2 separate regions of the Mus musculus genome follow, and region 1 is linked to region 2. Evidence: chromatin loops called from intact Hi-C (ENCODE). Cell type or tissue: heart. All regions are shown on one strand. Each heading gives the region's core, and the rest is flanking DNA. Links, peaks and the distances in the headings are about the cores only. Region 1 overlaps Tomm34 (translocase of outer mitochondrial membrane 34). Region 2 overlaps Ywhab (tyrosine 3-monooxygenase/tryptophan 5-monooxygenase activation protein, beta polypeptide).

Region 1 (4,392 bases), core at 237-4,236, 58 kb after region 2:
GCCCAGATGATGAACAAGGGCCTCAGTTTCATGTGTCTATGTGTCCACACTGTGGCCCAGCAGAAGTAATAAACAAGCCTAGGATTGAGTCTGCATTCTATCCATGCTACCACTAGCCATGGGACCCCAGGCAGGCACTTCATCATCCCGGTCGTTGTCACCTGGGTTCTGTCCTGGGAAGAAGGGTAAACTTACCACCACAGTGAACACCCTGTGAAAGAGAAAAGAAGGCAGCACAGGCTCCACGAGCATGCCTCTCTCCTTACTCATTCCATGCATGTACAGCAACATCAGACATAGGGTTAGCCACAGATGTATGCTAGCTTAGCCAAGATGAAAAAAGGCTAGCCCGGGGGGTGGGGGGGCTGGCTCAGCAGTTAAGAGCACTGACTGCTCATCCAAAGGTCCTGAGTTCAAATCCCAGCAACCACATGGTGGCTCACAACCATCTGTAATGAGACCTGATGCCCTTTTCTGGAGTATCTGAAGACAGCTACAGTGTACTTATATATAAAATGATAAATGAATCTTTAAAAAAAAGAAAAAAAAAGGCTAGCAGGAAGAACGAGACAGGAGAAACCATTCAGTGCTCTGTACACCTGATTACTGACAGACTGTCCTTTCTTCCTTCCTCTTCGCCCCCATCCCCTTTTTTTGAGATAGGGCCTCACTATGTAGCCCTGGCTGGTGTAGAATTCATGATACAGAACAGACTAGCCTTCATCTCACAAGGATCTGCCTGCCTCTGCCTACTGGACACTGGGATTAAAGATGCCTCAGCCAGGCGTAGTGGTGCAAGCCTTTAATCCCAGCACTTGAGAGGCAGAGGCAGGTGGATTTCTGAGTTCGAGGCCAGCCTGGTCTACAAAGTGAGCTCCAGGACAGCCAGAGCTACAGAGAAACCTTGTCTCAAAAAAACCAAAAAAAAAAAAAAAAAAAAAAAGAAAGATGTGCCTCACCCTCTCTTTGCTTCTTAGACTACCTGTTAGCATCTATTATCCCCCTTTCTTCTTTCCTTTATTCTTACTTCTCACACCATCATCCCAGGAAACCACCCGAGCATGTCAGTCACTGTGACTGCGTCTCACCTCATGTGCCAAGTCACAGAGATGTTATAGTCTACTTCTAACTTCCCATCATACACCATTAAAGAAGCAGTGAGCCCAAATTCCAAAGACAAGGAGTCTGTCATTCTAAGTGGCCTATCTGTAAAAAGAGAGAAGGCGGGATTCTCCCGAGGAGAAACCTGGCTTGCTCTTCAGTAACCTTCAGGTATTCCAGAGGCTCCCTGGGCCACTTACGAAGTGCAATCTTTGATGCAATCTGTGCAGTTCCCATCCTTCAAGTAGCACGCTGCACGGTTGGAGTACAGAACACTTTCTTCTTCGGGGTCTGCAGAACCTGCCCAGATGGAGGCAGGAAGAGCAAGATCATGAGTTGGGAAATAGATGTCAGAGGGCGTAGAGATGCACTTCATATTTGGAGCTTTCTAGGATTTGGGAAAAGGCAGCAGAGTCTTGTAGCCTAACCAGGCTTATATATCATATAGGATAACACATTTACCATTCCTATCACCACAGTGGGGAAGTCTAGATTTCTGCCATTCACAGGAAACTAAGCATCCATCATCACTTATTTTAGCACTGAACTTGGTACCAGATAAAAATATAAGCATAAGGCAGCTGGTTTCTGCCCGAGAGAAAACCCTGTTGTAATTACTTGGTTGCGTGGCTAACTTATTACAGAAAGCACAGGGACTCAATAGAGAAAGGAAAAGGACGATAATAAATGCCTCAACGAGGGGGTAACTCAGAGTCGGAGGGAAATGCAAGCAAGCTAGAGAGCAAGAGTTAAGTCAGAAAAGCCTTTACCAGAAAAATATAACCGAGCCAGGTCTGCCAGGACTACGGGCACCTCAATAGAGAAATGTGAACAACCCCATAATGTTTCTCATTAGTCACTTCTCTAAAGTCAATGATCTTACCCAGGCACAGAAGCTTAGACCTCTCACTGTGACTATAATCACTTTCATTTCTTAAAATTTACTCCTGTGTGTGCGTGCGTGCGTGCGCTTGTGCTCCTGCATGCAAGCTCACATGCAGAAGGAGGAATGCGTATGGAGGTAAGATGACAGCTTGAGCCGGGCGTGATGGCGCAGGCCTTTAATCCCAGCACTTGGGAGGCAGAGGCAGGTGGATTTCTGAGTTCGAGGCCAGCCTGGTCTACAGAGTGAGTTCCAGCACAGCCAGGGCTACACAGAGAAACCCTGTCTCGAAAAACCAAAAAAAAAAAAAAGAAGAAGACGACAGCTTGAGGGAGTCAGTTCTCTCCTCCTCCCACGCGGGACCTAGGAACTCAGCAAGAGCCTTTGCCTGCTGAGACCCCTGATTTTCACTTTTTGGAGAATTTCATTAACTGTATTCTGATCGTATTAATTCCTCCTCTAACTTCCCCTAGGCTCACTTCTGCCTCCACACTCTCCAACTCTGCACTTTCCTTTAACCCCTGTTTTCATTTTAAAGATACTGTCAACTACATTTTACTCACTAGCATGGGTCCTAAAATACCACAAGACAGCAAACACAGAACATAAGAAAACAGTGTGGACCAAGTAACTCCTAGGTATATAGACCAAAGGTCTTCCTGAAATATTTGATTTAGACATTATTTTCATAGCTTATGCTTGATATGACATTCAGCATCCACCATTTTATCAAAATCAGTTGTTCCCACCTCCACCCACCTTTGAGTGAGGTCCCACTACCTTTTCCAGGTTGCCCTTGAACTAGCAATTTTCCTGCCTCAGTCTCCCAAAGTACTGGAGCTACAAGACTTCATGTCATCATAGTTTCTCCCCCTACCCATCCCCCTACCTCCTTTAAAAACAAAAAACCAAACAAACAACAAAACTTAAAACAAATTGCTGGTATGGTGGCACATCTTTAGCCTCAGCAGTCCCGAGGTAGGGGCAGGCAGAGTTCCATCGTCTGTGCAGAAGGCTAGCCTTGACCTCTGACAACATTCCTGCTTCAGCCTCCTGAGTGCTGGGATAACAAGTAGACACCTCCACACCCTTTCCTAGGGAGCAAGGTTTCACTGTGTAGCCCTAAGGGGCCTGGAAGCCACTCCATACATCAGGCTGGCCTCAATTTTGCTTTTGAAATGGCTAAAACTCCATCCATACTCATTTTTGTCCCTGGAGGCCAGCACAATGCTCACAAGCCCGGCCCACTTTAGTGCGTATCATTAACGCATAAGGAACTGGACCACTAAAGTGTTTCCCAAGGGGCATCACACAGCCTATCCTTTTGCACTTGCTTCAGGAAGTAGGATACCATGTTGACACTTGATATCCTTCATTCAATACTAACAATGAATAATAAACACAATAAATTTATACTTCTTTCATTCTTCTCTTGGGCCAGAAAATACAGAGGTAAGTTGAATAGTCCTTGCCAGTACTGAAAGGTTCTAGTTAATGGTCCTACAAAATCCACTCAACTCTTCTGAGTACTTGAGTGCATGTATATTTGAAGGTTTCGAGTCTCAGACTTGCTACAAGGCTTCCCTGTGCTCCTTAGAGCAGAGAAATCCGATCTGAGAAGCCAAGAGAATTACCTACATAATCACACTGAAATTTCCGTAGTAGGGACAGAAATAAAATCTGGCAAATTTAAACAGCAGGGCTGTTTAATTATAGTGGTCTCAGAATAAATCCACACAAAAGCATAGCTTCTGGCCTTTTACTCAGGGAAGGGGGCTGAGAGGGAAACAGCCACCTTAGTGTCCCCAGCAACTTCAAGATGTGGGACTGACATAGTGGGAGCAGCCTAAGAGGGTTTCCAGAGAAAACAACAGGATGTGTGTGTGTGTGTGTGTGTACCCATGCATAGCTTCAACCCATAAAAGGTCTAAAAAGGAGGATTTATGAATTAGTCTAGGTAATGATTAAAAATTTGGACTCAGGGGGCTGGAGAGATGGTTTAGGGGTTTAAAGCATACACTGATCTTGCAGAAGGCCAGAGTGTAGCTTCCAGCACCCACGTGAGGCAGTGCACAACACCTGTAACTCCAGCTCCACGGGGATGCCACCTCTGGCACATTAACCCCACCCCATGACCACAAATAAAACCAGATTCAGAAATCAGATGACTATATTCAAATTCTGGGTCTAACAATCTGCACTGTGTCATCCTAGGAAGGCAATGAATTCTTTGGGATTCCTCATCTACAGGTTGATCTGGTCATAGTGAAGATAAACAAAGATAACATCCAGCACAGAAAACCACGCAACAAACACTGGTCAAGAAAATGAGAATGGGGCTGGTGAGATGGCTCAGCGGGTAAGAGCACTGACTGCTCTTCCAGAGGTTATGAGTTCAAATCCCAGCA
Region 2 (4,392 bases), core at 178-4,177:
GAGTGTTACAGCTCGCTAAGACAGGCACTCTCAGGCGGTTCATGCAAGAGTGTTACAGCTCGCTAAGACAGGCGCTCTCAGGTGGTTCATGCAAGAGTGTTACAGCTCGCTAAGACAGGCACTCTCAGGCGGTTCGTGCCCTCTATTCCCTATGGAGAGGACATCTGGGGTTGGGTGGGATCTAGGGGCAGATGTTTTCTATTGGCTTGGTATGAAATGTTAGGGATGCCTCATCTGCATGTGGAAGGACTTCAGGTATTGTCCCTAAGTGACTGATTTTCACAGTCCTTTCACTGGGGTGTTGAGGTCATGTGTTCCAGGACAGGCACCTGGCTGGGAGTAGGTTTAAATGCCTACCGTCCTCAATTATGAGAATTGCTGGAGGTTCCTGAATCTGCTCTACCTTACCATTTTTTCTGTCTGGTCCACTGTCCCACAGATGGATGGATGGGTGGATACCAGATAGATTAACTGATTGATTGATTTTATGACTGTGTTTTTTAATGCCCTGTTCCTGGTGGTCACAGCTACTCTGCTGAGGGAGATGCTGTTGTCTGCATTTGTGAACTGAAAATCTTTAGTTTAATGGGATCTTTTCTGTGTGGTGGCAGATTGTGCTTTGACACATGGTGCTGTTGCCTTTCTGTGTTCTTTGTTCTCCCAGTCGTGCCTGTTCAGAAACTTAACAGATGCATATTTGAGCAGTTTGTGGCATTATGTCTGAATCCTTCCTTTGAGAGTAATGTGTGGGAAACTAAGTGGTAGAGCTTTCTCCACTACCATAGACCAGCGTAAAGAAGCCCTAGACTTAGGGTGCAGGTTTGTGTGGATTCAGAGTCCTGGATTGCAGATAGCTCTAGGCAGGTGGATACAGTTTACATAGGCATGAAGTGAAATATCCAGGAGAATATTGTAGATGAAGAGACCTGCATGTTTGAGTGAGGTATGAACAGGGCATGTGGGAATGTGTACCTAAGAACCTCACAGGCTGAAGGACTTTGAAAGCAACCCAGTAGGGTTTCTTAAGTGATACGCTAGTCCAAGGGGACCCTTGAGGTTATTGGGTATGGCTAACGTGGCAGTGAGTCTGTGGGGTACGGGAGTCTGTGGGGTCTGAGGAGTAGGAGCTTAGGATTCTTGAGGAAGGAGAAAATACTGCCAAGTTTGGAGGGTAGGGCCCGGATCTGTTTTACCATCTCATTTAGGAGCTCTTTGTGCATACCAGGCAATGTGCAGGAGACTGGGAGAGACTGGAAATAGAATACAAAATTTGGTTGATTCATTATAACCTTAGAAACAGAACAAAACAAAGTCCAGGGCTGTTACACAATGCTAGAGTGTAATATACATGAGGCTCTGAGTTCGAAGCCAGCCTGGATTACAGACTGAGTTCCAGGACAGCCGTGGCTATACAGAGAACCCTGTATAGAGAAAAAGAAGAAGAAGAAGAAAAAGAAAGATACCACAACCAAAGGCAAGCTAAATGAACAGTTTTAAATATCCGAAATATTGTGGTTTCAAAAGGTGGCACTAGTCACATTTTCTAGTGAATAGCCACATGTAGCTGGTGGCTGTGGTGTAGGGATCATGTGAGGAAGAGCTATTGCCTAGTGAGTGAGTCAAGACAGAAAGTGGATTTGTATGCAGACAGCCATTTTTACAGCAGCACGTGTGAGAGGGTTTGGTGTTTGTTGCTGTTCTCATGATCTAGGAAGACGCCATGGAAACAATCAGAGGATGGTTTTGATAGTTGAGACGTGAGGTAGCTCAAGATGGTGACCTGAAGTGCAGGTTGGGTGTTAGGTAGGCGAAGAAAGAGGGACTGTTTCATTTTTCCTTGTCTGTGCCTTCCTCCAAACTAGTAGATGTTGTGTAACCCATTTCCTGTTGAAATTGGCCCGGCTGCTCCAAATCCATGCTATGTAAGTCTTGAGTTATGTAAGTAAGCATCAGGGCCTTTAGTTAGTGTTTTCTTGTGTGTGTGTGTGTGTGTGTGTGTGTGTGTGTGTGTGTGTCTGCGCACAATTGAAAGTTTTAGAAAATACCCGTTTTCTTTTTAAAGACATACATTTATGTCTGCAGTAACATGATGGTTTTTAATCTTCAAGAACTCTGACAGTGTCAAAGAATCTTAAAATAGTTATTTTGGATTTGTTTATTTATTTTGATTTTTTTGAGACAGGGTTTCTCTGTGTAGCTCTGGCTGACCTGGAGCTTACTCTAGACCAGGCTGGCCTTGGAACTCACAGAGATCCACCTGCCTCTGCCTCCCAAGTGCTGGGATGGATTTATTTCTTTTTATGTATATAGGGGTGTGTGTGTGTGTGTGTGTGTGTGTGTGTATGTATGCATGCATGTGTATGATTATGTGTATGCATGCGTGTGAGTGAGTGTGTGTGTACGTGTGTGTACGCGCGAACGTGTATGCTTGTTGCTCACAGAAGCCAAAAGAGGGCATTGCATCATTGAAGCTAGAATTCTGGGTGGTTGTAAGCTGCTACAAGCATGAAGGGATTTGAACCCAAGTCCTCTTGAAAGAGCAGCTCTTCCCTGCTGAGTCAACTCTCCAGCCCCTGGCACTTCTCTTTGATGCTGCATGTCTAGTGTGGCATAGTCCCTCAGGAACTTGTTCTGTAGAAAGTCACCATTGGTGGGCTGCGCATAAGAATGCATGGACTTGTAGGTGACAGCTCTAAGAGAAAGGCCTAGGGTTTTCACTGGTTTTTGCCTGGGAGAACTGTCATTTCTGCTGACATTTCTTCTAGCCAGAATGCTTGCTGTTTGACTCTTAGCTGCTGTGGGATGCTGTGAAGTAGACAGTGAGAAGGGTCTTCTGTATTGGCAGGGTGTAGAGCTAAGGTTACTTTAAAAAAGAAAAAGCATCATGTATGTATTGTTATGTGTACTGTATTATATGTCCACACATTTATCTGTGTACCACATACACTCTGCAGCCAGAAGTGGGGTGAAAGTGGTCAGACCCCCTGGAACCAGCGCTATGAACTGCCCTGTAGGTTTTTGGAATTAAATGCAGGTCCTTTGGATTAGCGGGCAGCATAAACTTCAAAAAAAGTTATTAGGTGGCTGTCAACATGGCTTAGCAAGAAAAGGAGATTGGAGCCAAACTTGATGACCCAAGTTCAATCCCTGGAACCCACGTGGTGCAGGGAGAGAGCCAGCTCCCACAGTTATCCTCCTTTCCCCACACGTGTCCATGCATGCACTCTCCCATGGGCGTGTACACACAAATGAATGTTTAAAATACACAGAAAGTGTTTTAAAAGCACTTTCTGTGTATTGGGGAGGGGGATAGGATAGTGGAACAAAGAAGCTCTAGAAGAAGCAGGCAAGTTTAAAGGCCTTGTATTAAATAATAAAGCGTGAAAACTTCTATATAACGTTTAAAGCTGTAGGCCTTTTGCTGAGGCAGTCTCCAGCAGCCCATCTAACTTAGCCTGACTTCCAGCCTGCCCCAGCCAGGTGACTAGCGGTTTACCTCTCTGCTCTGCTCTGCTCTGCTCTGTCAGTGTCCTTTCCCTGCTGCCTTCAGCTCCTTCAGCCTGTCTCCCCTGCGGCACTCTCTCTGCCCAGAAGGTCCACCCTTGTACTTCCTGCCCCAGTGGTGAGACAACTCCAGATCGCCTCTTTGGTTGCCTAAGCCATTGAGGGTTGTTACAAATAGGAAGCTGGTGATGAGCTGTAGCAATGACAATACCAAAATTCTGCCATCACCAGAATTAACAATTTAAAATACATACCTTAATACAATATGGAAAAGGTCACTCCAACAGTCTTGACTTCCACTGTGTTCTACATGCTGGGCTCTTCTGGGTTCATTGTTTTCTTTCTTTTAATCTTCATGTTTTCTAAGAAGGTAGAAGGGTTTTTGGGATATGCCTACCATGTAGGATGGTTGATAACAGCTGACCAAAATGAGTTTTAAAGCCTTGGCCCAGTCTTGGCTCTGTAGACATTCAGTATATGATTCACATTCTTGATTGCATTGTAAGAGTGTTGGAAACCTGACATTTGCGTTCTCTGTGCTCTTGCTGTTGTAGAAAATGACCATGGATAAGAGTGAGCTGGTACAGAAAGCCAAACTGGCTGAGCAGGCTGAGCGCTATGATGACATGGCTGCAGCTATGAAGGCCGTAACAGAGCAGGGACACGAACTCTCCAATGAAGAGAGGAATCTACTCTCTGTTGCCTACAAGAACGTGGTAGGTGCCCGCCGCTCTTCCTGGCGTGTCATCTCCAGCATCGAACAGAAAACCGAGAGGAATGAGAAGAAGCAGCAGATGGGCAAAGAGTACCGTGAGAAGATCGAGGCGGAGCTGCAGGACATCTGCAACGATGTGCTGGTGAGGGCGGCGCTCCTGCTTTACACAGCAT

The links. Hi-C counts contacts between places; a loop is a spot of excess contacts. Peaks named below come from ENCODE experiments on the same cell type or tissue, not always from the same donor. Only the 100,000 strongest peaks of a DNase experiment are listed, where the experiment ranks them.
Region 1: it touches region 2 in a loop (2.1-fold over the local background); 3 of 42 quality-filtered maps call a loop at or near these places.

The regions. Positions count from the first base shown.
Region 1 is chr2:164,065,269-164,069,660 of GRCm38, forward strand. It overlaps Tomm34 (translocase of outer mitochondrial membrane 34), which reads right to left. Exons shown (of 7, transcript NM_001291155.1): 2 at 1,302-1,401. Among named protein-coding and RNA genes, the nearest start is that of Tomm34, 3.7 kb to the right of the region's middle. In heart, for the core only: no CTCF peak of the experiment used is centred there; no DNase peak of the experiment used is centred there.
Region 2 is chr2:164,007,544-164,011,935 of GRCm38, forward strand. It overlaps Ywhab (tyrosine 3-monooxygenase/tryptophan 5-monooxygenase activation protein, beta polypeptide), which reads left to right. Exons shown (of 6, transcript NM_018753.6): 2 at 4,059-4,361. The coding sequence starts at 4,062. Among named protein-coding and RNA genes, the nearest start is that of Ywhab, 15 kb to the left of the region's middle. In heart, for the core only: no CTCF peak of the experiment used is centred there; DNase peaks (open chromatin) are centred at 1,888 and 3,168.